Linked DNA regions of Homo sapiens: regions 1, 2 and 3 are each linked to region 4. Evidence: chromatin loops called from intact Hi-C (ENCODE). Cell type or tissue: heart left ventricle. All regions are shown on one strand. Links, peaks and the distances in the headings refer to the core of each region. The heading gives the core; the rest is flanking DNA. Region 1 has its middle 130 kb from the start of MIR4473. Region 2 has its middle 240 kb from the start of SLC24A2. Region 3 overlaps MLLT3 (MLLT3 super elongation complex subunit). Region 4 overlaps MLLT3 (MLLT3 super elongation complex subunit).

Region 1 (8,622 bases), core at 1,705-6,704, 72 kb before region 4:
CTCGAACTCCTGGGCTCAAGCGATCCTCCAGCCTCAGCCTCCCAAAGTGCTGGGAATACAGGCGTGAACCACCATGCCCAGCCCAAGCATGAAGTTTTTAAGAAACTATAACTACAACAGCACTCTTTATCTTATTTATACTTTTTAAGGAAACTATAAACTTTTTATACTTTTTATTGAAGTATATACTTTTCACATATATTCAAATATGCACATATCATTAGGATAGAGCTTGATACATTTTCACAACTGAACACAATCATGTAACCAGCACCCAGATCCAAAACGGAACATTACCAGCACCTCAGAAACTTCCATGTACTCTTTTCTCGGTCACTACTCTCCCACAAGAAAAACCATAATGCTGATGTCTAATCACATAGGTTAACTTTGCATATCTTCAAACTTTATATAAAGGTAATCATACAGTATATATTCTTTTATGTGTGTCTTCTTTTGTGCCACATAGTGTTGGTCAGATTTATCCATAATGTTGCATGTAATGAACTGCTCAGCATCATTGTTGTATAGTATTTGATTTGGGGAATATCTCATAGTAGATCCATTCATTCTACTAATAATGGACATTTGGGTTGTCAATTTTTAGCTATTACAAATAGTGCTGCTATAAAAATTCTAGTTTATAGCTTTTGGCAAACATACATATAGAATAATCTGGGGAAAATTGATATCTCTACAGTACTAAATCTTCCAAAATATGAACAACGTACATTTATTTAAGTCTTTTTAAAATTTCTCTCAATATTGTTTTGTAGTCTTTGTTGAACACTGGCACATTTTTCATTAGATTTATTCCTTAGTGTTTTATATTTTTGATGCTATTATAAATTGCACTGGGACTCTGTGGGATTTTAAGGAGATGGAACATTTTAGCAGCCTGAGCTTTATTGCCTTTCTAGACAAGAATCCTAAAATTTTCTTTTATTAAAATGATAGGAGGAGAAAGATTATTTAAATATCCCAAACTATTAAAACTGACAAAAGGGAAAACAAATAAGACCAGAGGCTGCAATTAGCCAATTAGAGTGCCAACTACAAATTCCAGTTTTCACTTCCAACAGTATCAAATAGGCCCCAAGAAACCTTTTCCCAGAAAAGGATCCAAAAGAAATAAGTTGAAATTCCATGGTTTGTGTAAAAGAAATAAACTCTTTTTCATTGATCTCTGGCCAGAGAGTGAGTACTTTTTCTAATTTCAAAAATTTGAAAGGGAGACAAAATCCAATATTTATACATACATATTATGTGTCAAGTGCATTTTACACAATTATCTATCATGACAAACCTACACACTGTTTGCATTTATTCAATTTTCTAGTTGAGGAATCTGAAATCCAAGAGATTAATGCCCCAAATCATACTCTATCAGTGATAGAAATGCAAATTCAGGCCTGACAGATGCCAGCAGCAACCCCGCACCCCCATCTTTAGAAGTAACATGAATTGGTATCTTTTCAACTATTAAAATTAAAGTCATGTTCATTACAGAAATTTTGAAAAATATAGAAAAGTATAAAGAAATGATTTTATAGATATACATTGATTTTCTACTCAGTATCACTTATAATATCCTCACGAGTTTATATACTCTTGAACTTTATCATTCTAACATCTGCATACTTTTTCATCAGTTAATACACTGTAATATTTAAACCAAATACCTTTCATGTTGGACATATAAAACTATTACTATTTTTCATGTAATACATGACTCTGCAATGAACCTTGCATCTGTATCATTGCAACTTTGCACACACCTCTGATTATTTCTTTATGATAAATTCCTCCAAGTATTATCCTGAGTCAAAGGGATAGAAACATGTTAAGACTGTTAATACACATGGTCAAATCCTCCTCTTCCCTTCCCTCCCATCTCCCAGATAAGTCACAGCTTCTTCCTATCCTTAGCAAGAGAGAGGGCCATCTGCTGTGTCTTTGTCTGTGCTGGATATTACCACTTAGAAAAATATTTCCCAATCGGATAGGTCGAAAAAATCATATTTTAATTTACACTTCTTTAAATACCAGTGGTTTTGAGCATCTAGTTATTGGCCATGTGTATTTGTCCATTTGGATGTTGCCGTTTCTCAACAAATGCTCTCTGGATCACTTGCATTAGAATGCTTATGTGCATAGGAAACAGGTCGATTCCTGATTCCCAGTTCAGACTACCTAAAGTGATCCCTGCATGGGGGTTGGAGGGAGGAAATCTGATTTTGTTAGCTCTGCTGGCAATTCGTATGGACTCTAGATTTTGATCATCACTGTCCTCCTCCAGTCGGGCCTCTGCAGATTCCAGACCTAGAAGCAGCAAACAAGTCTACATGTTAGCAGTGGAAGAGACTCGAATTACCCCGAGTTATGGCCGGAATATCCATACGGGTCAGTAGCAACTTCAGTCCTTGCCTCTTCAGAAGAAATAATTCAACTGAGGGGCATAAAGCAGAAAAAGAGACTGAAGCAAGTTCCAGAGCAAGAATGGAAGTCTATTTTAAAAGACGTTAGAACAGGAAAGAAAGGAAAATTCACTTGGAAGAGACCCAGTGGGCACCTGAAGGTCCAAGGGAGAAAAGAGAAAAAAAAAGGGGGGGGGGGGCTTTAATCTTGATCCTACAACTTTATAGGCTCGCCTCTTTCCCACGAAAGGTGTAGGATTCCCGCATGCGCAATGCTTTTCTTGCCCTCTGGAATTGAGCAGGCAGCGTGTTTAGGGAGTTATACGCATGCCCATCTGAGGCATTTTCCTTTTTCCGGTGGCATGTGTTCCCGGAATGTCATACTTCACCATTTTGTCTCTTAACATGCGTGCCCAAAAAGCTGCTTTTCCCTGGGTTCTACATTCAATGAACATTTTTAATGTTAACAGGTGTGGACCATCAGTGGCTTGACTCTCCGTGGCTGCCGAATTATCATTTCTATAGAGGCAATGCGATAATTGCCGAACTATCACTCGACATTTCTAGTGGGTGGGGGAGAGCCCCCTCCTGCCCCACTCATGCCTAACTACCTGTAACATACACAGCCACGGACTTGATCCCTTTATAAGTCAAAATCACTGGTGATCCTCACATGAAGCTTTTGTTTGTCTATATAATTCAAATGTGTTTTCAGGTATTTTTTTTTTTAAAGAGATGGGGTTTCACTCTGTTGCCTAGACTGGAGTGCAGTGGTGTGATCATAGCTCACAGCAGGCTCGAACTCCTAGGCTCAAGCAATCCTCCAGCCTCAACCTCCCGAGTAGCTGGAACTACAGGCAGGCACAACCATGCGCAGCTCAGGTACATTATCTTAATAACTGCAGAGAAATCTCTGAGATGTCATAGTTCAACCCCTCATTTAGCCATGTCAATAAGCTTAAAACACATTTTTTTTTGTGGTATAGTCAAGCCAATGACTAAAGATTCAACATCTCTGCCCAGCAGGATTCTAACTACATAGCAAAAGAAGAGATTTTTTTAAAGAGAATAAAATTTTTATTTTGAAAAGTTTAAGAAATCCTGCAAGAGCTGTGAAACTAGTAGAGTTTCACAAGTAGAGAACCAAGCACAATAAAGCACCATTCAATCCTGGATTTCAAGGAGCCAGATGAAAAGCCTAGTAGGGTGGGGTCCTCAGCCTCTCCTATCTTACTTCCCTTCACTGATTAGGCCCTAGCAAATAGAAACAAAAGGATTGTTTTCCTGAGGACAGCATGTACATGTTTAAAGACATTCAGCTTCTGTAAATGCCTTACAGGGAATTTTAAGGACATAAAAGCTACAATGATATTGTTTGAGAAGCTGCTTTTTTCTTATGCCTTTGCAATTCAAGCAAGCCAAATATAATTCTATTAGCAGTTTTTAAATGTTAAGTGTAAGGATTACCTAATATTTACTACCAGCAGGCCAAAATGACGCAAACAATAGGCCAGAGCTAGCAGGGTGGGCAGGAGGTGGCACGTCATATTCATGTGAGGAAACCTCTTCCCAAGGAAATAGGTAGAAGCATCCCTGTTACCGACTGAATCATGCTGCCCTCCAAATTCATGTTGAAGTCCTAACATCCAATGTGACTGCATGTGGAAATAGGGCCTTATATTAGTCTGAGTGCTCCAGAGAAACAGAACCAATAGGATGTATATATAATATGTAGAAAGAGGTTTATTATAAGGAGTTGGCTTGTGTGATTATGAAGGTTGGCAAGACATTGATATGCAGAGTGAATCGGCAAGCTGGAGACCAAGGAAGGCAATTTAATTCTAGTCCAAGGCTGAAGGCCTAGAACCAGGATGAACTGATGTTTCAGTATGAGTCTGAAAGCAGGAAAAAAGCTGATGTTTCAATTCCAAGGCATCAAGCAGGAAGAATGCTCTTCTACTTGAGGGAGGGACAGGCTTTTTGTTCTACTTAGGCCTTTAACTCATAGGATGAGGGCCACTGATATCAGAGAGGGCAAGCTGCTTTACTCCATCTACCAATTTAAATGTTAATCTCATCCAAAGTCACCTCACAAATGTACCCAGAATGTTTGACCAAATTTCTGGGTCCAGTCAAGTTGACATACAAAATTAACTATCACAAGAAAAGTAAGGTTCAAACATTACGATCATAAGGGTGGGGCCCTAATTCTATATGACTGGTGTCTATATAAGAAGGGGAGACTGGGACACACAGAGAGACACCAAGGAAGGGCATGCACAGAGGGAAGTCCATTTGAGGACACAGCAAGCAAGTGGCCATCAGCAAGCCAAGGAGAGAGGCTCAGGAGAAACCAAACCTGCCAACACCTTGATCTTGGACTTCCAGCCTCCAGAACTGTGAGAAATAAATTTCTGTTGTTTAAGACACCCAGACTGTGGTATTTTGTTATGACAGCCTGAGCAGACTAACACAGTCCCCTTCCCAGGAAGGAAGAGAAAACAGCTTTCCTGTTGCAAATCATCATATATGAAGAACTTATGCCTGCACTGAGCTATGCATTTTTCACCCACTGCTCTCATTTATCCTTATGACACTGTCCAGAGGTGGGTGCGCATATCTTTGTATCAGTTAGGAATAGGTTTGGTTGCACATAATAGAAAATCCAAGCTACCATGGCTTGACCAAATGAAGGCTTATTTTTCTCATATTCAATAACTACAGAAGAAAGCAGACCAGGGCTATGAGGCAGCTCAGGGAGATGATGTGGCAGCTGTCACATCCAGGCTCCATCAAGCTTCTGCTGTTTAGCTATCCTTCATGCATGGCTTTTGTTCTTTGCTTATTTCCTTGTACTAACAAGAATATAACTCCATATCTGGCATTCAGGTAGGAAGAATAGTAAGGATGATGAGCAAAAGGCACAGGACAACTCAGTTTCTCTTTTAAAAAAGGTTTTACAGAAAAGCAGAACTCCTGTTTACAGTTCATTAGATTGCTCTATGTTATGCTGCAAGGGGGGGCTGAGATCTGTCATTTTAGCAGAATAGAACTGAGGGAGAAGGAGAGAATGACTACTGGCAGGCAACAGCAGTGTTTGCCACCTTCCCCTTGCACGGATGAGTATGGATAAATTATACATGTCAGTTGCTATTTAAATCATGACACTTGGGGAAGGGGATGCTATTGATAATAATGCCAGGACAGCAGGCACAAAACAGGACTCTCCTGAACAAAGTGTTTGGATGCACTACAGAGGAGGCCGAGAAAGGATGCTTAACTTGTCCAAGGACACATTGAGGATTCCAACCCTACTAACTCTTACCCCAACACTCATCCTCCTTAACAATTGCACTAGAATGTTATGATTATAAGGATGTAGATGTAGATTATTTGCTTCAGAAACACTAAAGTGCTTGCTAAAAATACTGATTCCTTGACCCTACCCCAGGGCTTTGGATTCAGTGAGTCTAGAGTAGAGGCCCGGAGGTCTGCTTCCTAAATAAACATGCCAGGGTAAGTCTGATGCAGTGAGCTGCATTCCGGGAAACATTGTTTTAAGACAACCAAACCTGTATAAATAAGCACAAATCCTCCACCATGCTTTCACTAGGAGAAAAATGACATTTATTCAACTTCTGTGACTCAGCAGTTTAAAAGGACAATGGGACATTTCTTGCAGGACCTGGTCCTCCTGATAAGGACTAGCCATTACCTAGGGAATCTGGGAACCAGGCAAACATTCATCTCATTGGGGAGAGCAAAGGTGAACAGACCCATGGGAGGCTGCGGGAGGGTCATAGCAGCCCAATGGCCAGAGGTGTGTCTCTCCTCACTCCTGCCCAGGTAACTTTTATATGCTGAGCCTATCAACTCCCCTGGGGTGAGGTGGGGTGGGTTGCAGGAAACCAGCTCTATTCTGATAACCACAGAACAAAAGGGTTGGTAGCCTCTAGAAAAAATACCCAAATAAGACAGAGCAAGTATAGACTTTTCACTCATACAACGAACAGTTTTTTAACACCTACTCTGTGTCAGATTCCTAGTGCTAGGGATATGTTGATGAGAAAATACACAAAATACGTGCCTTCGCAGAGCTTTCAGTTGAGCAATGAGGGAAATCCTACACCAAAGAACCTCACTGGTGAATGCATACTTAACACATTGCCTCTGTTGATCTGAAGGAAGCCTCCAGAGCTACAAGCCCTTACAGAGTGCCAAAACCACCTCTCCATCTCTTCCAGTTAATTCTTCAGTCTCAGTTCATAACATGCTCCCTTAGTCCAGGTCAAACTCCCTGATATTGGCTGATACTCAAATTTCTGTTAAATGCACATATGAAGAAATAAATGCTCTAAGTCCATTTATTACAAAGTTTTCTCAATTTTTACACATATTGATTGCAAGGTATACAAACAATTTGATAACACTTTCTCTTTTTTTTGGTTGGGAGTGGGAAGGGAGGAGTTAGGAAAAAAACACACACACACACATTAAAATTTCCAGACCATACGATGCATCTAAATTTCATGAGTTTGAAAATACAGAGAGAAATGAGTTTTAGAAACAAGGAAAAGCAGTACTTAGTGACTTGCAACCATCATCTGCTCATCACCTGGGCAGGGGCAGGGGAGTATACATTAGTACATCAGTATTTTCTGCATCTGCCTGTAGGAACCTCAAGGCCAGGGAAGGTCAGACTTGGTGTAATGCAAGGGTTCATATGGCAGTTTGTATTTTCCAAAGCCTCTCATTCCTCATGTTCTTCTTATAAGGTGGCATCAACACTCCTCCTACCAAGAAGTAAAGTCTGTTCCCTCCTCTTGCATCTAGAGGATGAGTGCATGCCGGGGGTGCGGGAGGTGGGGTAGTGGGAGAGGAGGGAATGGGTAACTTCTCCAAACTATAGAATACAGTGGAAAGGGCCAGGTGCGGTGACTCATGCCTGTAATCCCAACATCTTGGGAGGCTAAGGCAGGTGGATCATTTGAGGCCAGGAGTTTGAGACCAGCCTGGCCAATATGGCGAAAACCTATCTCTACTAAAAATACAAAAAATTAGCAAAGCATGGTGGCACATGCCTGTTTGGAAGGCTGATGCACAAGAATCACTTGAACCTGGAAGGCGGAGGTTGCAGTGAGCAGAGATTGTGCCACTGATGGAGTGAGACTCTGTCTCAAAAAAAAAAAAAAAAAAAAAAGAATGCAATGGAAGAGACACAATGCAACTTCCCAGGCTACGTTACCTCTCTGCCTAGCTCTGGCTGTCTCCTAGGATGCTCATCCTCAGTACAGTTCAGCTGCCATGTTGGCAGGAAGCACAGGCCACATGAAGAGGTCATATGTAGGTGTTCCAGCTGACAGCATCAGAGAATGTCTCAACTGACAGCCGGCATCAACCACCAGACAAGTCCCTGAGTCAGAGCCTTCAGATAATTCCAGCCACTAGATTTCAGTGGCTGGAATTATCTTCAGCCACTGAAGATAATTCAGTCACCCCAGCTGACATTAAGTGATGCAGGCAACCTGTCCCTACAGAGCCCTGAGCAATTTGTAGATCTGTGAGCAAAACATAGGTCATCATTAGTTCAAATCACTAAGTTTAGGGGGCAGTTTGTGATACAGCCATAGTAACTGAAACAGCATGCAAATGCTTACTGCTTCTTTCTTAGCAATAACCACAGAAACATGGTAACAGTTAAGTTTTATGTCCTGCTTTAGAGTTTGCTTCTTGCACTCTTTCATTTCACCAATAAATTATTGTAATCACCTCCACCTCACATGCAAGAAAATTGAGACACAGAAAGACAAAGCAATTTGTCCACAGTCATACCTTCTTCTCCATGGGAACAAGACAAGGGTTACCGGAGTTATTAAGAGGAATTAAAGGAGTGCAGTTTTGAATGCCGGCTCTTCCCCGTTTCTTGCTGCCTGCCTTCGGATAAGTCATTAACCTCTCTGAGTCTCGGTTCTCTCATTGTGAAATGCAGATGAAAATAGTACCACTTTGTGGAATTTTTATTCAATGTTTAACTACACAAGCAGCACTGAAGACAAAGTCAGGCCCAGAGTCAGGCGCTCTTTTGTCTTGTGTCTCCAGCAGCACGGGGCCTTTGACAGGGCTGGCACTCCATGAACATTTCCTGGATGAATGAACAAATGAATTGAACTCCCATCCACTAGGCCCCAAAATGCCTCCTCCTGTT
Region 2 (8,622 bases), core at 1,806-6,805, 320 kb before region 4:
ATATATTTGTTGATTGGTTTGATATAACCACTACTCAATGTATATATACTTCAAAACATAATGCTTTACATGATAAAAACATACAATGTCAATTTTTTTTTAAATGGGCTTTAGGCCAATTCAGTGATACAATAAGTAAAGAAGCCTGCAGTTGGTTGTCGTTAAATAAGAGAATGTGAATGATCTCATGTTTAGGAAGCCAGAACCATCCATGGTGTGCAGGGAAGCTGTGCAGGGGAGACCCCTGGAATACATTTTGGACTCTGATACCATTGTAATGATGAGTAGCAAAGCAGTTGCTTAAGGAAGCAGAAAAGAAGGGATTCCTGCCAGCTGGTATTCAATTCTACCTGCCCATCCCTTCCAAGGTAACATCATAGAAGGCTTTGGGGTTTGATAGACTTTGGGGTACAGCCCTCATTTCCCCCACCTGCAACACACAAGGGGATTTTACCAGCCTAAGCTTTGCTTGTCTCCTCTGTTACATTAAGGATGGTAATGCATTAGCACTGATGGTTCAGCCAGCACTCTGCTGCATAAGAGGGGTTCAATACTTTTAACCTTCCTTCCTCCTCATTTCCTGTGAATAGTTTTACATTGTTCAGGCTATTTATTTTTTGCTCAAACACCTCCTAAATTTCCATCTGTCTAAAAATGGGGGCAGGAAAGTGCCCAAAGTCTCATCAGTCCTGCCTGCTCTCACCCTGCCACTCCCTTCCCTAATTGACATCCATGGGTTCCAAAGGACCCAAATGGCTCCCCACCCTGCCCTCACTTCTTCCGCCTTCCATAGAAACGTGCCATTCTGCTCGGGCTTCTGCCCCCGCCTTGCAGAGCCCATCAGGCTTACTAGAAAGCTCCCCAAAGGGCAATAAAAATTTTTGTCAATCTCAGGCCCACCTGCGGCATCTCTTGAGTACACATCCCCCTGTCTGTCCTCCTCCTTTGATTCCGGGCTTTGTAAATCTTTTACCACATGTTGTCAAAAGCCTGGCAGATCCCCCAAATCCTTCCCTGATAACACTCATTCTCTTTAAACAACCTGGCAGTACTTCTAAGTGAGAAAAAGCCCTAAAATAAAATACACCGTGTTTAGTCTCTAAGGTCATTTCCTGGCTTTGTCCAGCCGTTTCTGTTTCCTCTAACTAATCACCAAGCGACAGTCCTGGATTTATTGTGGAGGCTACTTGAAAGTTTGGGTGAACCTCTCAAGCCAGACTACACACACCCTCCATCACCCTTCCTCCCACTTCCCAGCAATTTCTCACTCACTGTGATTTAGTGTAGGGGCTTGAGGTGCAACTGTGACCACAGCTACATCTTCGTCACCAAAGCTATTTGGAAGGCAAAGGGGCCAAACCAGCATGGTCTACACAGCTGAGCACTGTGGTTATGATACAGCCCGTGAGTCCATGCCTGGCTGGGGGACAGCAGCCTTCCACGTCCCAGGCAGTAAGTGGCAGGAGAGCTGTGTGTCACCCTTGGCATGCTCATCATTAATTTCCAACTTTCAGTAGGTGCTCTCTAATAATGACACCTAATGTTTTAAAAGGATTTTCATGGGCAAGGTGAATTGCTTTACTTCATTTACTATCACAACAACCATGTGAGGTAAGAACTCTTCATAAAGAATTTTTAGAAACACCACAGTTCCAACCTCAGTCCATCTGACTGCAGCATCCATGCTCTTATGGGTCTCTGTTGGGCTGTGATATTCTCACCCCACAGTACTGATCCAAAGGTTGGATACTGCCTGATCTCAATGGAAAACAACCATAGTCAAACACACCTATACTTGTGAAATGTCAGGCAGTTTTTGAGATACTACATAGATTATTGCATTTAACCCTCACAACAACCCAAGAAATGGTTATGTTTATGAGTTCCATTTTACAAAGGTGGAAATGGGATTCCATGTTAGAAGCAGCATTTGAACTCAGGCAATATGAGCTTTAACCCTGATACTAGCTAGAGTTCCTGGGATATGGGTAAGTGTGTGTGTGTCTGTGTGTGTGTATGTGTGTGTATGCATGTATGTGTGTGTGGTGGAGGAACCAGGTGAAACAAGCAGTTATATTATGGTGTGACAAGCCCCATGTTAGTGTTGCACAAAGGGTGCTGTGGCAGCATAGAAAATGGGCCTGTACTAAACTTGAGGGTTTTTTGAAATGGCATCACAAAATAGGTGACATTGGAGGTGAACTTTGATGGAGTAGAAAAGTTTACCGCATTAGAAAGTTTAATAGGAGCTCTCTGGAGAGCACATTTTAGACCTAGAGAGCAGCATATGCAAAGGCATACAGCACCACAGGCAGGACTGAGCCCCTGCACTGGTTCCCCAGGACTGGAGGGAGGAGGCAGGACATTGAGTGACTTGGCAATGGAGCAGAGGCCAGATGTGAAGATACTTTTAAATTGTTCTATCACATTTGAAATTATTTCTGAAAGTTATGGGGAACCTTGAAGGGTTTCAGGAGAGCAGTTCTGTGATCACCTGGGTGTTTTAGATAAATCGCTACCTAAAGGGTATACTGAAGGGGAAGTCATATCTGAGGTCTGGAGAGAGCTGCTACGGTAACCGAGCTCCTCCTGTACAACCATGCAGAAAGGCAGTGTGAAAGTGCAATTGCACCACACAGAAAGGCTCCAAGTGCCATACTATGAGGAGGAAGGGGACTGACTGGCTGCACCAATACGGTGAGCCAGTCATCTGGTCACTCATCACATTTCCTGTATGCCTATGATCTTCTGGGACTATACTCACAACTTTCTGGACAAACCCCACCCTTTCTGGCTCCATGTCTTTCTCCACTACTGCAGCATCACTTACAGACTTTTCAGTATGTGCCAGGTGCTGTTGTAAGAGTTCTGTAAATACTACCTCATTTAATTTGCTTATATAAGGCAGTTATGAAGTGGGTATAACCATAATCACAGTTTTACAGATAAGAAAACTATTAGTAACTATTTAGTGAAATGAGTCCTCTTAGGAAACTACCAGGAGAGTGGAGAGAGATGAGGAAGTTGCAAATGTAGTATCCCTTAATATGTCATTCTATGTAGCTAAGTGATGACTCCACCCGCTGCTCACCCCCACCCTACTCTCACCTCACATGGTCACTGGCACTTCCTATTGGAGGAAAGAAACCCTTTTGGTGAGGAAAAGATTTGCTAGACTGCTTCTTTATTCCTTGGCCCGTCCAAAGACATCATGTATGCTGTGATAATGCCACTCTGCTTTCAATATTTAGAATATAGAGAGAGATATGGATATAGATATATATGTATACACACACATATATATTCACATACACACATATATATGTATACACACACATATATATTCACATACACATACATATATGTGTAGGTGAAGAGAATTGCTTTACTTTGCACATACACACACACCCTGTGTGTGTGTGTTATTTCTCTACTTATAAAATGTGTGTGTGCGCATATATATATATACACATATATAAAATATATTTCTCTTTTAAAGTGTGTGTGTGCCCATATATATGTACACACACTTTATATATATATATATATATATATAATTTTTTTCTGTACTTATAAAGTGTGTGTGTGCGCATATGTGCACACACACACTTTAAAAGTAGAGAAAAATCTCATGGTGCATTGAAATGCTAAGAATTAAATTTTTATAAATTAAAGAGTAAGCCACCAATGAATGGATTATAAATAAGTTTAAATTTAGTGGACCATAATTGTGAGAGAAGGATGTACTTTTTTAAAAAAATCAAAAGATCACTAGGAATAACACCAATGTCTATCACAGAGTTATGTGAGGGTTCACTGAGATGAGCTGTAAAAGGTGTCACTACAAAACTTGTTATAGAACACAGCCTCCATATACATCATTCCATTCCCAGGTCCCCAGGGATAGAACTCCAGGCTGCTGGTCAGCCCCAATCCTGACTCTAGGATTTTGGCACTTGTATCCAGACAACCTAGGACTCAGCTACAAGTCACCTCTGTTGCTGTAGGGGCGTTGGTGGGCTGGTAAATGTTTAACAACAGCACGAGAGAAAGAAAGAAAAAGCCCAGATTTGTAGTGTGCACCAATTCTAATTGTGTAAATACTCCCATAATCACCGATATCAAAATATCAATATGATATCAGAGAACCTAGAGTTGAGAGGGACACAATTCAGATCTTATGAGTCAGTGTCTGCGTTTCAAGCTCGTGACTGCCCCAAGGGACTCTGACTATGCGTCTAGTCTGATGGGCTCCTATGTATTTCCTAAGGCCTGATCTATACCTTGAACAGCCTTCTATCTTATCAGGTTCTTCAGTTTTTGTTACCCTGGACCTTTTTAACCGATTAAAGCTTTGGGTGGGAATTGAGGCCAGGAAATGCTCTTGTCTCTTTCAAATGGGAGATACTTCAATCTAAATTCCTTAATTCTCTCTGTTACAATGATTGCACGTCTTTTCACTGTTTAATTAACAGAGGAGAGCTCTCTTGTATATTTGACCCACAGCAATTAAGCCACCAGCAAAGTTTGCAGGGAAAAGAAGGATGATGATTTAATTAGAGGTTAAATAATGAATTATTAATTATTGAATTGAATTAGTATTAATTAGTTTGTAAAGTGCAATAATTACATCTTTTGTGTTTTAGTATGGGACTGTGTTTTATAATTATCTGCTAAATCAATTATGTAGCCATTAGCATTTTGCCCAAGGGTCGGGTTACCATTGTTTTTTGTTCTCTGCAGACTGTAGATGACAGAGAAGTACGGTAACTATGTTCCTTCACATAAATTGTATCCTGTTTACAGTAAAATGTTAGACAACTTAGGTCATTGAGTGCTCAGTTTTTCAGTTAATGTGGACAAGGAGATGAACAATTCTGCATTATTTATCGTAGAAAGCATTTTGCCCTTAGAGTTTCTTGCCATGAATGAGGTGGTGGCGGGAGCTGGTTCTAGTAAGGAACAGGAAGGACCCAACCCAGGGAGGAGTGGGGTAAAGGTGAAGCAGGGTAGGGACAGGAGCAGGGATGGAAAAACACAGTGTATTGCAAGCTGACTTAACTATTCCTCATTCCCAGCGGCTGACCGAAAACTAGAAAATGGCAAGACGTAACTCCGATTTCCCTTTTTACAGCTGGTATGCTTTGCCTTTTGGGGTCAAAAATACCTTGGTGAATCAGATATTCAACACTGCACAAAAGGTTGAATATAATTTTAGAGTTCATGCGTCCCCTGAAGTTCATTCACGAACTCACAGATTTAGATTTTCAGGGTTTAGAAATCTGCATCTTAAATAAGCAGTTAAAGGAGGTTTTATGTGTCTGAGAAACATGACTGTGTGGCTTTCTAGGTTAAAAATCCCTCATACCTGGTGTTTTCAAAAAGACCTTGAGCAGTGTAGTAATAGTGAAAGAATAACAGCATTAGATTCAGACAGACCTGGGTCCAAATTCAAGCTTCTCCACTTAATTGCTGAGCACGTCATTTAATTGTTCTAAGCCTCAATTCCTCCACCACAGATAAGTGGAGACTTGCAATGAAATACTTGATATGGTACCTAATAGGGATGTAATACCTAATATGCAGGACTGCTAGGAGAAATAAATGAAAAAATGAATTGGAAAATACTGGTCTTAAGAAATGTTTGTGACTCCCTTTTACTTTTTAGTAGACAGGTGGAGGGTAGAGAGTTGATAGAAATAATTTGTGACAATGGACAGGATTCTTATTACAGAGTGTGGAGAACTGAATAATTGCTAAAGAAATGCATTATAATTTACTAAATCAAGGTTACGATGATATGCCCAGACAGCAGTATCTGATAATACATTAGCATGGTAAAAGACACTCCCACCAGTGCCCTGACGGTTTAAGATTCCACAGCAACTCACAGAAGTTACCCTATGTGGTCTAAAAAGGGGAGGAACCCTTACTTGTGAGAATTCCCTGCCCCTTTCCTAGAAAACTCATGAATAATCCACCCCTTTTTTAGCATATGATCAGGAAATAACCTTTAAAAATAGCCTACCAGCAGCCCTTAGGGCTGCTCTGCCTAGGGAATAGCCACCCTTTTACTCCTTTAATAAACTTGTTTTCACTTTACTCTGTTGGCTCACTCTTGAATTCTTTCCTGCAAGAAGCCAAGAACTCATGTGGCCTTCTAGGCTGAACCTCAAAATTACCACATTAGCACTGTAGATATTTTTCCAAACTGGACTGTAACAGTGAGGACAAAGTTGACCAAAGAGAGAAAGTTAAAGATATGGAGGAAATTTTGCCAAAGATCTAAAAAGGATTGAAAATGCCTCAAAAGCACTGTCAGCTCTCACTGGCTATCCTTCCTGCTTGATTATCTACACGACCCCTTCCTTACAAAATAGTTTCAACCTGGATAAAATATTCTTTTTATTATAGAAATATTCTTCAGGTTTTATAGCAGAAGTTGATGTAAAAGCATAAGATTTGCTCTATGCAAATTGTCTTTGTAGAAATAAAAGATGCCTAAACTGATTTGAAACACCTCTCTGTGGTACTGCATTACTTTTGCCTTCATTTCCTTCTTTCAGATGTTTTACAAATGGATTCAGCTGCTGGGGAAAATGTACTTATTTTAAACACTCTGGCCTTTTAAGTTTTTTTTTTTTTTTTTTTTTTTTTTGAGACGGAGTCTCTCTCTGTCGCCCAGGCTGGAATGCAGTGGCGCGATCTCTGCTCACTGCAAGCTCTGCACCCCCCACCCCGGGTTCACTCCATTCTGCTGCCTCAGCTTCCCGAGGAGCTGGGATTACAGTGGCCCGCCACTATGCCCGGCTAATTTTTTTTGTATTTTTAGTAGAGACGGGGTTTCACCGTGTTAGCCAGGATGGTCTCGATCTCCTGAACTCGTGATCCGCCCGCCTTGACCTCCCAAAGTGCTGGGATTACAGGCGTGAGCCACCGCGCCCGGCCTGCCTTTTAAGATTTAAGAACCAGTAGATACTGTTTAAAATGGAACTAGCACTGATTCCACAATTGTTGGTGAATGTTCAATAGGAAAAAAAGATTCCATTTTAAGGGAGCTTATATTACAAAATTACATTGGTGAACGTGCATGTTTGAAATTCATACTCCATTTCCTCTATAGGAATGTCACAAATGGTAAATTGTGACACTTCCCAGGTTTTCCCAAGAAAAAATATAGTTAAAATGTGCTGTATAATTAAATGAAAAATATATATATACTAGAAAAAAGTACCATATTATTATACTTACAGAAATTGAGAAAAAAATAAGAGCAATGAATGTGGTAGAATTTTGAAGACTAGGGCTGAGTCCTAGTTCTAATTTTTACTGACATTAGGAAAACCATTTAAGGTCTCTGAACATCCACAACAGTTAGGTATGAAAACTCTTGATTTTACACCCGGAATGAAGTAAGTTCTAAATAAGTTTGGTAAGTTAAGTGGGGTGATTAAATAAGACAATACTTGTAAAGCACTATAGTGTCCATTATATAGGAAATGCTCAATAAATATTAGCTATCATTACCAGGATTAATCATTTTGAACTGTTGGAAACTTAATTAAGATGTATAAGTTTGCCAAGAATATGCCAGTTCCTGAAAAAAGTGGAGACTTCCAATGAAAAATGAAGCTGCAGAAGATTTTGAAACAGGCTGTGCATGGTGGCTCACACCTATAATCCCAGCATTTTGGGAGGCCAAGAAAGGAGGATTGCTTGAGCCCAGGAGTTCAACACCAATCTGGGCAACATAGTGAGACCTCATCTCTACAAAAAATAAAAAAGTTAGCTGGGTGTGGTGGTGCACATGTGTAGTCCCAGCTATTCGGGAGGCTGAGGCTGAAGTGGGAGGATCACTTGAGCTCAGGACGTCCAGGCTGCAGTGAGCCAGGATAGCGCTGCACTCCAACCTGGGTGACAGAGTGAGAACCTGTCTCAATAAATAAATAAATAAATTGAAATGGACATCTCTCTGAACCTTTGAAAGGTTTAAAAGTTGATGGTGCTAGGTTTTCTTCTCATCCAATTTCATGTCAAAACCACTGCCTTGCTGTTCCCTAGAAAGAAAGTTATCAATAGCAGAACAGTTATTCTTTGCCTGAAATGGCTAGGGGTATAATTTGGCTCGGATAGGAGTCCTAAGGAAGAATAAAAGGCAAGAGAAAGAGAGAATGAATGTGATTTATAAGATAATTGGAAAGGAGAGAGAAAAAGAGAAAGGATATGGGGAGAGAATGAAATGTCTAAGAATTGAGTGATTCTCTCTGAGCAGAAGTTTTGAAAAGAAACCGAAGTAGATTCAAAGAGCTCTCCATACTACCTCCCAAGCGGCAATAACATTTTAGTTTTATTTGTTAATTCAGATTGTATTTTCATTATATATTGACAAATTTTAGTTGTATATATTTATGAGGCACAAAGTGATGCTATGATTTTTTAATATAATGTAGAATAATTAAATCAACCTAATTAACCTATCCGTTACCTCAAATATTTGACACTTGTTGTAATGGGAACATTTGAGATTTATTCTCTTAGCAATATTGAAATGTACAGTACTCAATTATTAGCTATAATTACCACATTGTGCAATAGAACTTAGAAAAAAAATCAAACTTATTC
Region 3 (5,000 bases), core at 1-5,000, 200 kb after region 4:
CTGTTGTCCAGGCTGGACTGCAGTGGCATGATCATAGCTCACTATAACTACAACCTCCTGGGCTCAAGCAATCCTCCCACCTCAGCTTCCCAAGTAGCTAGGACTACAGGCATGTGCCATCATGCCCAGCTAAATTTTTTTCATTTTTTTCTTGGTAGAAATGGGGTCTCACTACATTAACCAGGCTAGTCTCAAACTCCTGGCCTCAAGTAATCCTCCCACCTTAGCCTTCCAAAGACTGGGATTACAGGCGTGGGCCACAGCACCCAGCCACAAAGTTTTCTTTAAATGGCCAATTCGGCTGAGGAAAAAAATACTCATCGTGAAAATCAAGTAGGTCAATATGTTGGCTAAAATTTCCAATTGCCTTTAGCAGCCAGCAGATATGAAAGTAAAAGGAACAATCCCAATCCTTGAGTTTATTTTTAGGCTCCCCAAGAAAGAATAATAACATACCTGGTTTAATTTCTCAAGTACTCCTATATTTGATAACTCACTGAGCTGCTTTTTGTGGCCTCTGTGACTCTTTAATCCAATGCATTCCACAAAGCAAAGATCACTTTAAAGCACTCTCCCCACCCCATCCTCTTTCTCACAAAAGGTGATGTTTCATTTTCCCAACTTCCTTTTGGTAAATTATTACATGGACCTGCTTTCCCTGGGAAAAGTCCAGAAGCATATCTTCTAATTTAAGGAATGTACCAAACATTTTGAGTCCTACAGACCCTTCTGATTGGTCATGAATGTAACAATCAGCCTTTCTCCTGTGACACTTTTAATTCAAAAACAAACCCAAGGCAACCTTCAAAGCTGAAAGTGCTGAAATTCCAGAATCAGAAAAGAAAAAAAAACTTGCTCATTGATCAAGGTGACACAGTGCATGACTTCAGTATTTAATAGAGTGCTAACTACTGTATACTTAAATCAACTTCCATAAATTCCCAATGATGATACAAACCATTTACCTGGAGGCCCCAAAACATAAAATCTATGACAGACTTTGATATTAATTTTTATTGAACATTAACATTACACCCTATAGACATGAACATATTACCTACGATTTATGCAGCAGTAGACTTTTGTAACCTCACGAAATTCATGTTGTTAAGTCTTCATTCAACCCCCATCCCCCTACGTGCACAAACAAATACACAAACCTGCTCTGATAAAATCAACAATTACACTTGCTTCCCTCTCTGAGTTGCCAAGTCATCAGATCCACCCACCCGGATCCCTTTATGACTGTAAAGTTTATGGATTACTTATTTCTCACGGGTTTTGCTTCCTGACATACTGTAACCACTTTCCTTTTATAAAGCTCTGATCAATTCTCAGAAGCATATTGGCAGAGGACAGTGAGCAACAGTAGCAAAGATGTTTTTAGGATTTTATTACTTGGAGTCTTGTTTGCAAAGAACTTTACACTCACATCAGAGCCTTCTTACACTTTAGAAATGGAAGCATTCGTAATCCTATTTAACACACACCAAAAATAAGGTTAAGTCACTTGCAAAAGACCACCCAGTAGATACAAGGTAGAGTTCAGGTGCAAGGTAGCAAGTGTTCCATCTACCCTTTTAATTTCCTCAGCCACCAAAATTCAAGTTTTTGTTTTTTAATTAAGGCTGACATCACTCGTGTGAGCAGAATCAGCTCATCACATGCGGCACCACTAGCAGCTAGACTCTAGCTGCTAGAACATCTCCTTCCCAGTTTGTTGTTGTTATCGTTGTTGTTGTTGTTGGGGCAGAATAGACGGTTTGAGAGCAGAAGAGGCGAGAACAGAACCTATGAGCCCAGTGATAGGTGTGATAATAAAGACGAGTTTTGAGTTTCTGATAAGCAGTTTATTTTTAAGGACCCAAAATAATCTACCTTGACATTCCTCCCAAGTAATACATTCATGTTTTTCTTGATAACAATATAACTGTTATCCAAATAAACCTTAGATTTACTTAGGAAATAGTTTTAATAGAAAGTTTAAGAAGTCAAATATAAGACTAGTATTACCATATAAAAATCCCACGTAGAATCTACTTTTTCTCATCAGGCAAGGTCCCAAATAAAAAACCACTTTCAGTAATGAGCCTTGTAAAGGTACAACCTAAATGTTTTTTATATGCTTATCAAAAAGTTGCAAGGTAAAAAAATAAAATTTTTGTCTCATGAAAATTCAAAACCACATACAAAATTTGTATTTTTCTAATTAAGACTTTCCCTACATTGGACATCCAGAAAGTACTACAGAACATATGAGAATCTGATCTTTTATTATGAGTAATAGGTGTTTCTTCTTCACCACCAGAGGTCAGAATCCAGAATTAAGTCCTTATTTTTCTAAAGTATTAAAGTTTTATACTTTAACCTCATGAATCTTGGAGCAACTTTAAAAGCCACTTAAAACAAAACAAAAAAGCCCTCATTTCTCGACACTAAATGTAACTGTAGAAAACAGTTTCACAAAGGAAGAAGAGAGGGCAGACATTCTGGTTATTTCTTCCCCCAAAATACTCTAGAAGAGCTTATATGCATATCCACAAGGAGGTAATAGTTGTTGAGTCGGCCTCACATTTATTCGCAGATTCAACAAAGGACAGCTGACAAGCATGTGCCAGGCATGGTGTTAGGTGCCCAGGACATGAGAGAAAAAAAATCCCTCCACTCATGGAGAAATCTGACCTCAATTCCATCTGACCTCAATTCATCTGTAACACTCATTCAACAAACACACTGAACACCTCCTAGAGCCAGCATGTTTGGAATGAACGATTTGTCTATATAAGATCCTGCTCATTATCTTGCCTTTCTACTGAAATAGAGTTTATCCCATGCCTATGACAGAAAATTCATCTCTAAATATTATTCTACTATTCACTGGACTTCCCCCAAAAGGCTGGTCAAATTACTTGACCTTTTAGACATTCTTATCTTACAGATCTAGAAGACAGGAAACAACAGGAGCTTGAATATGTAACTAAGTTTTTATAACTACATTAGAAACTTTCCTTGCCTGTACAAGACAAAAAATAAACAGCTTTTTTTTTTTTAATTTACAATTCACAAAAATAGACAATCACAACCCTCCTGGCAAAAGAAAATGTTCCCAGAATACTAAATACTAATTTGAGGAAAACTTCACATACTAAAATCACAAATCTCTGAGTCAGGTATTTCTCTTTAGAGAAAAGCAAATCAATTGTAATGGTCCAGCAGCTTTTCATACCCTTGATAATGACTAGTTTCTTCCACATAAGAATTTTCCTTTTCCTCTCTGTTCAGTTCCAAATACTGTTTGTTCAAACTGAATCAATTTCATATTTAGGATTTTTAACTGGATCACACTTTCTGCCTAACATTTTTCATATAACCCCTCATTAAAGAGACATTAACAATTTCAATCAAACCAATTCCACTTCCTTACCCAAAAACTTAATTTCCTGTACAGTACTGCTTTCATTTCACCTTTAAAAAAATCTCAGTTCACAATTTTTTAAAGACCTCTGTTCTCTATTACTTAAGAAAATTCATAGTCTGGCAGAATATGCACCAATACAGGTTGTTACAAGTTTGGCTACTCAGTTTCTGATGGATCTTCTGGTACATAAAACCAAATTACATATTCAAGCTCCTGTCCCTACTTAAAATTCATTTTTAAAATTACTGAACACCAAAAATGGATGACATGAACAAAATATACTCACAGAATGTTACAACAGTCCATATAAGATGCAATAAGAAAGAAAATCAATGAAACAATATTATAAATTGCACAAAACTCTCAATAAAACAAAGTTCAGCAAAACAAAGCTGATTATATATACTTTAAACTTTTAACTGACTTCACTTACCTCTCAATCTGACAAGGATACCTACTTTCCCTCTGTAAAATACATGGGTGACACCCTCCAAAGAGCAAATGTATATAGCTATTAAGTACCTCTCCCATAATATACTTAGTACAAGGCATCTTGTTTGTTCCGAAACCTGGCTTTTTGCTTTTGTTCTTGACCATTTGCTCTTGTACTTAAGTAATTTATTATTTTGTTAACCAATAAAATGAGGGTGAAAAATGACTACTTTTGAAAAACTAAATTAACTACTTTGCAGATACTCAAACGGAAGTGGCTAAATTAATAACTGCCTAATGAACGGTGGAAAGAGAATTTAAGTCTGTAAGAAACAATAATTTTAATCTTAATTTTAATTATTCCTTTCTAATTAATTAACTACAACTAGACCAAGTAGTCAGCTGGTGTCGAATTAAGAAGTGTTTCGTGAAGCTAAACAAATATGATAAAGCATATGGTGGTGGCCACTCCCAATCATCCCCTTCCCCAGGGTGGCCAGACGAGTCTTCAGATAGCACTCCTCCTGAAGGTCATCTAACTGACCCCACAAATCATCTTAACCTAATCTTACACTGGATTCTCTGGTTTATTTTCATGCCGGAAATAGCATTTTGGTTGAAAACACAGTTTCCTCTGTAAGTATTAGCCTCCAACCTAAATTTTTAGAGCTGAAACTGAGTTCTATTTTTTTTTAATAGAGACAGCGTCTCACCATGTTGCCCAGGGTGGTCTTGAACTCCTGGGTTCAAACAGTTCTCCCACCCAAAGTCCTAGGATTACAGGCGTGAGCCACCAGACCCAGGCTGCAACTGAGTTCTTGAACCCATAAAGCTGAGAAAACATAAAACTTAAAATCTCACTACTCTACTACATTCTACACTGATGGTCTTTAAACCGGGCTATGTATAACATTTAGGGCACATGAAAACTCTAAAGGAAAACAACTATCTCTCCATCTTCAACTTCCTTGTAAAATAATATGCCTGAGAATTTCCCTTCTCTTTCCTAACTGCCTCTCACTTCCTAAAGTGGGCATACCTCTCAGCCACCACCCTCCCCTCATCTCACTAGGCACACTGCCCACGATTATAAAACCTCCCAGGCAACAAGGAGGAGACCCACTAGAAGCAAACTGGTCTTGATGCAAAT
Region 4 (5,000 bases), core at 1-5,000:
CCCAATTCAATGTGCCTGAAATCCCTTGGCAACGTAGGCATCATGGCAAATGACAGCATAAGGCCAAGCTTAATACTGAAGATATAAACAACACATGGAAAACAAACTACAAAGCACTGGGATGAAATACTCATCATTTGGGCATCTTGGACACTTTGATGAAGAAAATGAAAGGAGAACCAGCAAGGATGATCAAGGGCAACACAAAGAAACGGAAGGCTTGTCAGTGTTGGAGCCCTCCTAGTAACAGACTAGAAACCTACCTTGTCACATTCACCATTCTTTATTTGCTTATCTGATTTGCTTTGCTTTATTGGACTTTTCACTTCAAGAATCTAGGGATCAAAGAGAACGCTGTGTTAAATTTTATTTCAAGCATCTCTTAGCTAACCAGCCACCTAAACAAAGGCATCCACTGAATGAAATGTACAGTAACATTTGCTTTCCAAATAGCATTTCTTTTCTATACATTTTCCTTCTTCTCTCTAATCTTATTTTCCTTGGAAAATGAATTACTTAGATCTGAAATGCTGAGTCAGAAAAGTAGAACTAAAAAAAAAAAAAAAAAAAAAACAACACAGTTGATGATAAGGAAATTGATCTAAGCTTCCAAGGCTGCTTCTCTTTTGCGACAACACTCTCACCATATGTATAGCAGCTGAGTTATACAGAGATTATAGTTCCCTCTGGCAAGAATTTTTTTCCTATTCATTCTGCTGTTTCAGCATGACTACTAGTGTTCAGTATGCTAGGGATGATAAAAACAAATACTCAAATGCCCTTTTTAGTACCTAACTTTCACATTCTAAAATTACTCATATGCACAAAACTGATACAGCTTTGGAAATGAAGATGGCCGACTATCTTCTGTGTTTTAAGAAATGATGTGTTTACCCTTGGTAAAACGCCAAGTGCTTTTCCTTTTATCTGGACTGATTACAACTTAAGTTATGAATAGCTTTACATACTGTATAGAAGCTTTGGTGGGAAGCTATGTTTCTACTTAATAAAAAGGAGAAGCAAATTATTATTTAATAAATGCAGCTGATTTCTTTGACAGCATCTTCAAAACTGAGGATTAAAAGGGAAGTATTTTTAAATGGTCCTCACTTGAAAAAGCTTGAAACCACTAAATTTATAAATGATGAGTGCTTACACATGTGTATAAACACAAAAAGCAAAGTAATTTGTCTTTTTCATTATAACTCATTATGAAGTGAGTTGTTATAACTGGAGACTAATATTAAAGGAGGAAAATGCCAAATAAAGGACCTAATTTATCTTAAGAGGTTTTATATTCCTACTGTTCTCTTTACCCATTCTGTGCCCTAACTTAGTAACACTTCTGTCCACAAGTTTACCACATTCCGTAACATAAAGATTTTAAGAATGAGTCCACTTTTAATCTGTAGTGGCAAGAGCACTGATTAGGCTCAGAAGCCCAAGTTCAAGTCCCAGCCTTATTATTTAATATTTTTGGACCGCAAAGGATGAAATGGGAGAGATGAACAAGATAAGACCCAGATTCCCATTCAGCTTTAACATTTTTTATTACTAATAAACATTTTACTGGATGAGGATAGGAACATGACATCCTGGAAAAGACCGAATACTCCTGAAGGGGCATATTTTTATTTTAATTGAGAATAATGCACGAGTAAAAAGTGTCCTTTTAACAGTCTTTCCTGACAATCATGCTTTTTTTCATCATTTTTAATATGAAGATAACCAAATGACTAATTTGACCAGGCTAACTTAAAATACAATACTTTTGGCAACACAAGGAAATTACGTATTAACAGAGGCAAGGCAATCGTTTTTAACATGCTCCACTGTAAAGGAAACCAAATACTCCACTACATTCAGAATTTCCTCCTCCATTGTTGTTGAAAGTGAGATCTCAAGGGAAAAATCAGCGCTGAGACCTAGGAGCAAGTAGGTCAGTAGATGGCACTCCTCGCCAACTCAGATACTGGGCTGGGCATGCAGAGACAATCCGCTGAGATTTCAGGCAAGAAAAAAAGAAAAAAAAAGTGCCTGCCTGCTTGACTTGTGCATTACAGAACTGAATTTTGTTCCCATCATATCCCGCTGCCTCCCACGATCCCCTCCTCCAACTCCTGTACTCTGGGTGTTGAAGTGACTTGAGGACGCTGTATTTGCAATAGAACTTTGCTAACTAGGTTTAGAGAGTTCTGCCACCTTTTCTTCAAAGCAGAAAATAGAACATTTGGACGCTGAAGTCCCACCCCACACATTCCGTAAGTGCTACAGCACAGAAGGCCAAAATACATTGAAATCCTAGTTTCTTTCTTCTGAAGTTGCAGTGGCAGGAACAAAAGCTCCGGGTGTCAGTGACCCGCCTCAAGTTACTGAGTGGCTGCCCAGAGAGGGCTCAGTTAATCTTCCTTCTTTGATCTCTCCCTGCTCCAAAATAAACAGCTTTGTCAAAACCTCATTCTGAGAGAGCTGAGCCCTGCTGAAGACAATTGTTTTATTTATGATCATTTCTTATCTTTAGGGAAACAACTCCAGAATAAAAAAGTACAACACCTTGTCTTCCACAGGCTTATTTTAAACCAGTTTAACTGGATAGACTCTTTTTAATTTCATTCAACATGCCTTGCAGGCTGATAGGTGATTTATGATATTCTGAATATTAACCCGGGTCCAATGGATCACTTCCTTCCTTCAAGTCCTTTCTCCCCTCCCTCCCTGCCAAGCTTCTGGCTAAAAAAGATGTGGTATTTTGTTTTTGTTTGAAATTCACATAAGGGAGGTTTGGAGTGAAAAAACCATCTCTGGTTGAAATGACGCAACACTCTTTATTATTACCTATTAAATTGTACTGAGAGAAGCAGAGCTACCTAGACTGCCTAGCTACTCCATTTATAGATACAGCAGTCTCTGAAAATAGAAGAATTGTGGTTTAGTAGCACTTTTGTCTTTAATCTGAGAAAATGTCTTGACAAACGTTCAAGATTATATTTTTCTGTATCACTTTATGAAGAATGACAACTCAGTTATTCACAGATGGATTCTCTACTGATAGATCTTTCATACTAATGACAGTAGCTCCCAACAGTACTCAGGTTAATTACTTGCTTGGTTGACGTGTGACTCTATGTTCACTTTTATTCAGTATGAAAATATTTGACTCCATTAGTACTTCCCCTCTTCTCTAGTCCCTGGAAGATTTGAGAAAAGGCAATGGACATTTCAGCTTTGCCTGGTGCTTTATCAAACTCAGAGATCATTATCAATTCATAGAGAGAGAACAGGCAAGGAGTATGGAAGGAGGAAACTCAAGAGTGTTCCCATTTCGGAGTTAGTCCTTCCAAGTATGTTCTCAACTCTTTATTAATCGTGAAAATTCAGATTCATACTCTTTCTCTATCCCTGTCTCTCTCCCCCTACTTTTCTCCCTCCCTCCTGCGCACACACACACACACACACACACACACACACACATTCAAATACGACTAAAAAGTCATTCCAGAGTGAAATTTAGTTGACTTTTAGATTTTTAAGAAATTTTTACTCTCTTATACCATCAACATAGAGAATTAAGATATACTAGTAATTTTTTTTAAGTCCCAGAAGCTTGACTTAAAGGGATAGCATCACACCTGACCCCAGTGCAAGTGATTTGAGGGGCTAGGAAACCAATACTAAACAAGGTTTAAGAAACCTTTACTTGTCCTCTCGGCTCCAAGACATAGCTCTAAGAAGGTAAGCCCTCCTGTGGTATATATATTTCCTAACCCAGACTAGCTAAAAGTGGAAGCATACGGACTTTCTTACCATGCTTACAAGTGCATGGAGAAAGTGACACATAATACAGTATTATTGGCAGACTGATGATTCACATGTGTGAAGCAACACTTGCCAAATAAACACGCCAAGGAACCAGGAGTATGCTACTTAATCAGATAAGGTAACTTTTACCCTCTCCAGATAGACGATACTATTCGTTTTTGGTTTTGTTTTGCTAGACAGGTAAAAAACAGTCTGACAAAGAGTCTAAACCTTTCCCTAAAGCCAAGGTCTGTTCAAGACTGCCCATTCAGGAAGGGCTTAAGTGAAGCCATAAGGTTTGAAGGGCATGAAAGGTGCTTGCTGGAGTTGCATTCCCTAGCAAGCCCACTTTTCACTATGATTGGGAGAGATACTGAAGGAGATGAGTGAGGGGCACAAAAGCAGAGCCTAATGCCCTACACTCCTGGCCCTGCCACTGCTGTGCCCATGACGTATTGTAGCTCTCATATACCACCCACTGGATACAGAAATCAAGCTGAAATATGCCTAGGTTGGATTTAAAAATATCATCGGCTGGGAGCGGTGGCTCATGCCTGTAATCCCAGCACTTTGTGAGGCGCATGATGAGGTCAAGAGATCGAGACCATCCTGGCCAACATGGTGAAACCCCGTCTCTACTAAAAATACAAAAATTAGCTGGGCGTGGTGGCATGCACCTGTAGTCCCAGCTACTCGCGGGGCTGAGGCAGGAGAATCGCTTGAACCCAGGAGGCGGAGGTTGCAGTGAGCCAAGATCGCGCCATTGCACTCCAGCCTGGGCAACAAGAGCAAAACTCCATCTCAAAAAAAAAAAAAAAAAAAAAAAAAAAAAATCTCACCAAGGTTCAAATTCTATTCTAATGCTAGTTCTCACTGAAGCACAAATTTACAAAAGGATCCCAAATTTTCTAGTTAACCAGTCCAGTGTTCTCAGCTGATTGGCCATGATGCATATGTCTTTCCTCTTTTTACTTTCCTCTGAAATGCCTGACTTGTGGTGGCAGGCATCCACACCAGAGGTAAAAGACGGCTGGGCCATGAGCACAGCTGGCCCTGAAGATGGGGAAGAGCCAGGATATGGAAAAAGAAGTAAATAACTTGCTGAATACCCCATCTATAAGAGATAATGAGGCTGGACTTTGATTTTAATGTAGGACACAAAGAAATTGCAGTTGAACTGTAACTGGTACAACAAAGAGTAC

The links. Hi-C counts contacts between places; a loop is a spot of excess contacts. Peaks named below come from ENCODE experiments on the same cell type or tissue, not always from the same donor. Only the 100,000 strongest peaks of a DNase experiment are listed, where the experiment ranks them.
Region 1: it touches region 4 in a loop (3.0-fold over the local background); 4 of 110 quality-filtered maps call a loop at or near these places.
Region 2: a loop joins it to region 4, with 5 times the contacts of the local background. A loop is called at or near these places in 4 of 110 quality-filtered maps.
Region 3: a loop joins it to region 4, with 3 times the contacts of the local background. A loop is called at or near these places in 10 of 110 quality-filtered maps.

The regions. Positions count from the first base shown.
Region 1 is chr9:20,281,147-20,289,768 of GRCh38, forward strand. It overlaps a transcript of SLC24A2 not described here. Among named protein-coding and RNA genes, the nearest start is that of MIR4473, 130 kb to the right of the region's middle. RefSeq lists an enhancer at 5,925-6,219. In heart left ventricle, for the core only: no CTCF peak of the experiment used is centred there; no DNase peak of the experiment used is centred there; H3K27ac peaks cover 1,566 bases.
Region 2 is chr9:20,027,820-20,036,441 of GRCh38, forward strand. It overlaps a transcript of SLC24A2 not described here. Among named protein-coding and RNA genes, the nearest start is that of SLC24A2, 240 kb to the left of the region's middle. In heart left ventricle, for the core only: no CTCF peak of the experiment used is centred there; no DNase peak of the experiment used is centred there; H3K27ac peaks cover 1,894 bases.
Region 3 is chr9:20,550,792-20,555,791 of GRCh38, forward strand. All of the region lies in intron 2 of MLLT3 (MLLT3 super elongation complex subunit), which reads right to left. Among named protein-coding and RNA genes, the nearest start is that of MIR4474, 51 kb to the left of the region's middle. RefSeq lists an enhancer at 1,096-1,155. In heart left ventricle, for the core only: a CTCF peak has its summit at 2,309 (motif pointing right); no DNase peak of the experiment used is centred there.
Region 4 is chr9:20,354,545-20,359,544 of GRCh38, forward strand. It overlaps MLLT3 (MLLT3 super elongation complex subunit), which reads right to left. Exons shown (of 11, transcript NM_004529.4): 9 at 264-335. All of the region lies in intron 3 of LOC124902129 (a long non-coding RNA gene), which reads left to right. Among named protein-coding and RNA genes, the nearest start is that of MIR4473, 54 kb to the right of the region's middle. In heart left ventricle, for the core only: a CTCF peak has its summit at 1,949 (motif pointing right); a DNase peak (open chromatin) is centred at 1,977; H3K4me3 peaks cover 849 bases; H3K27ac peaks cover 590 bases.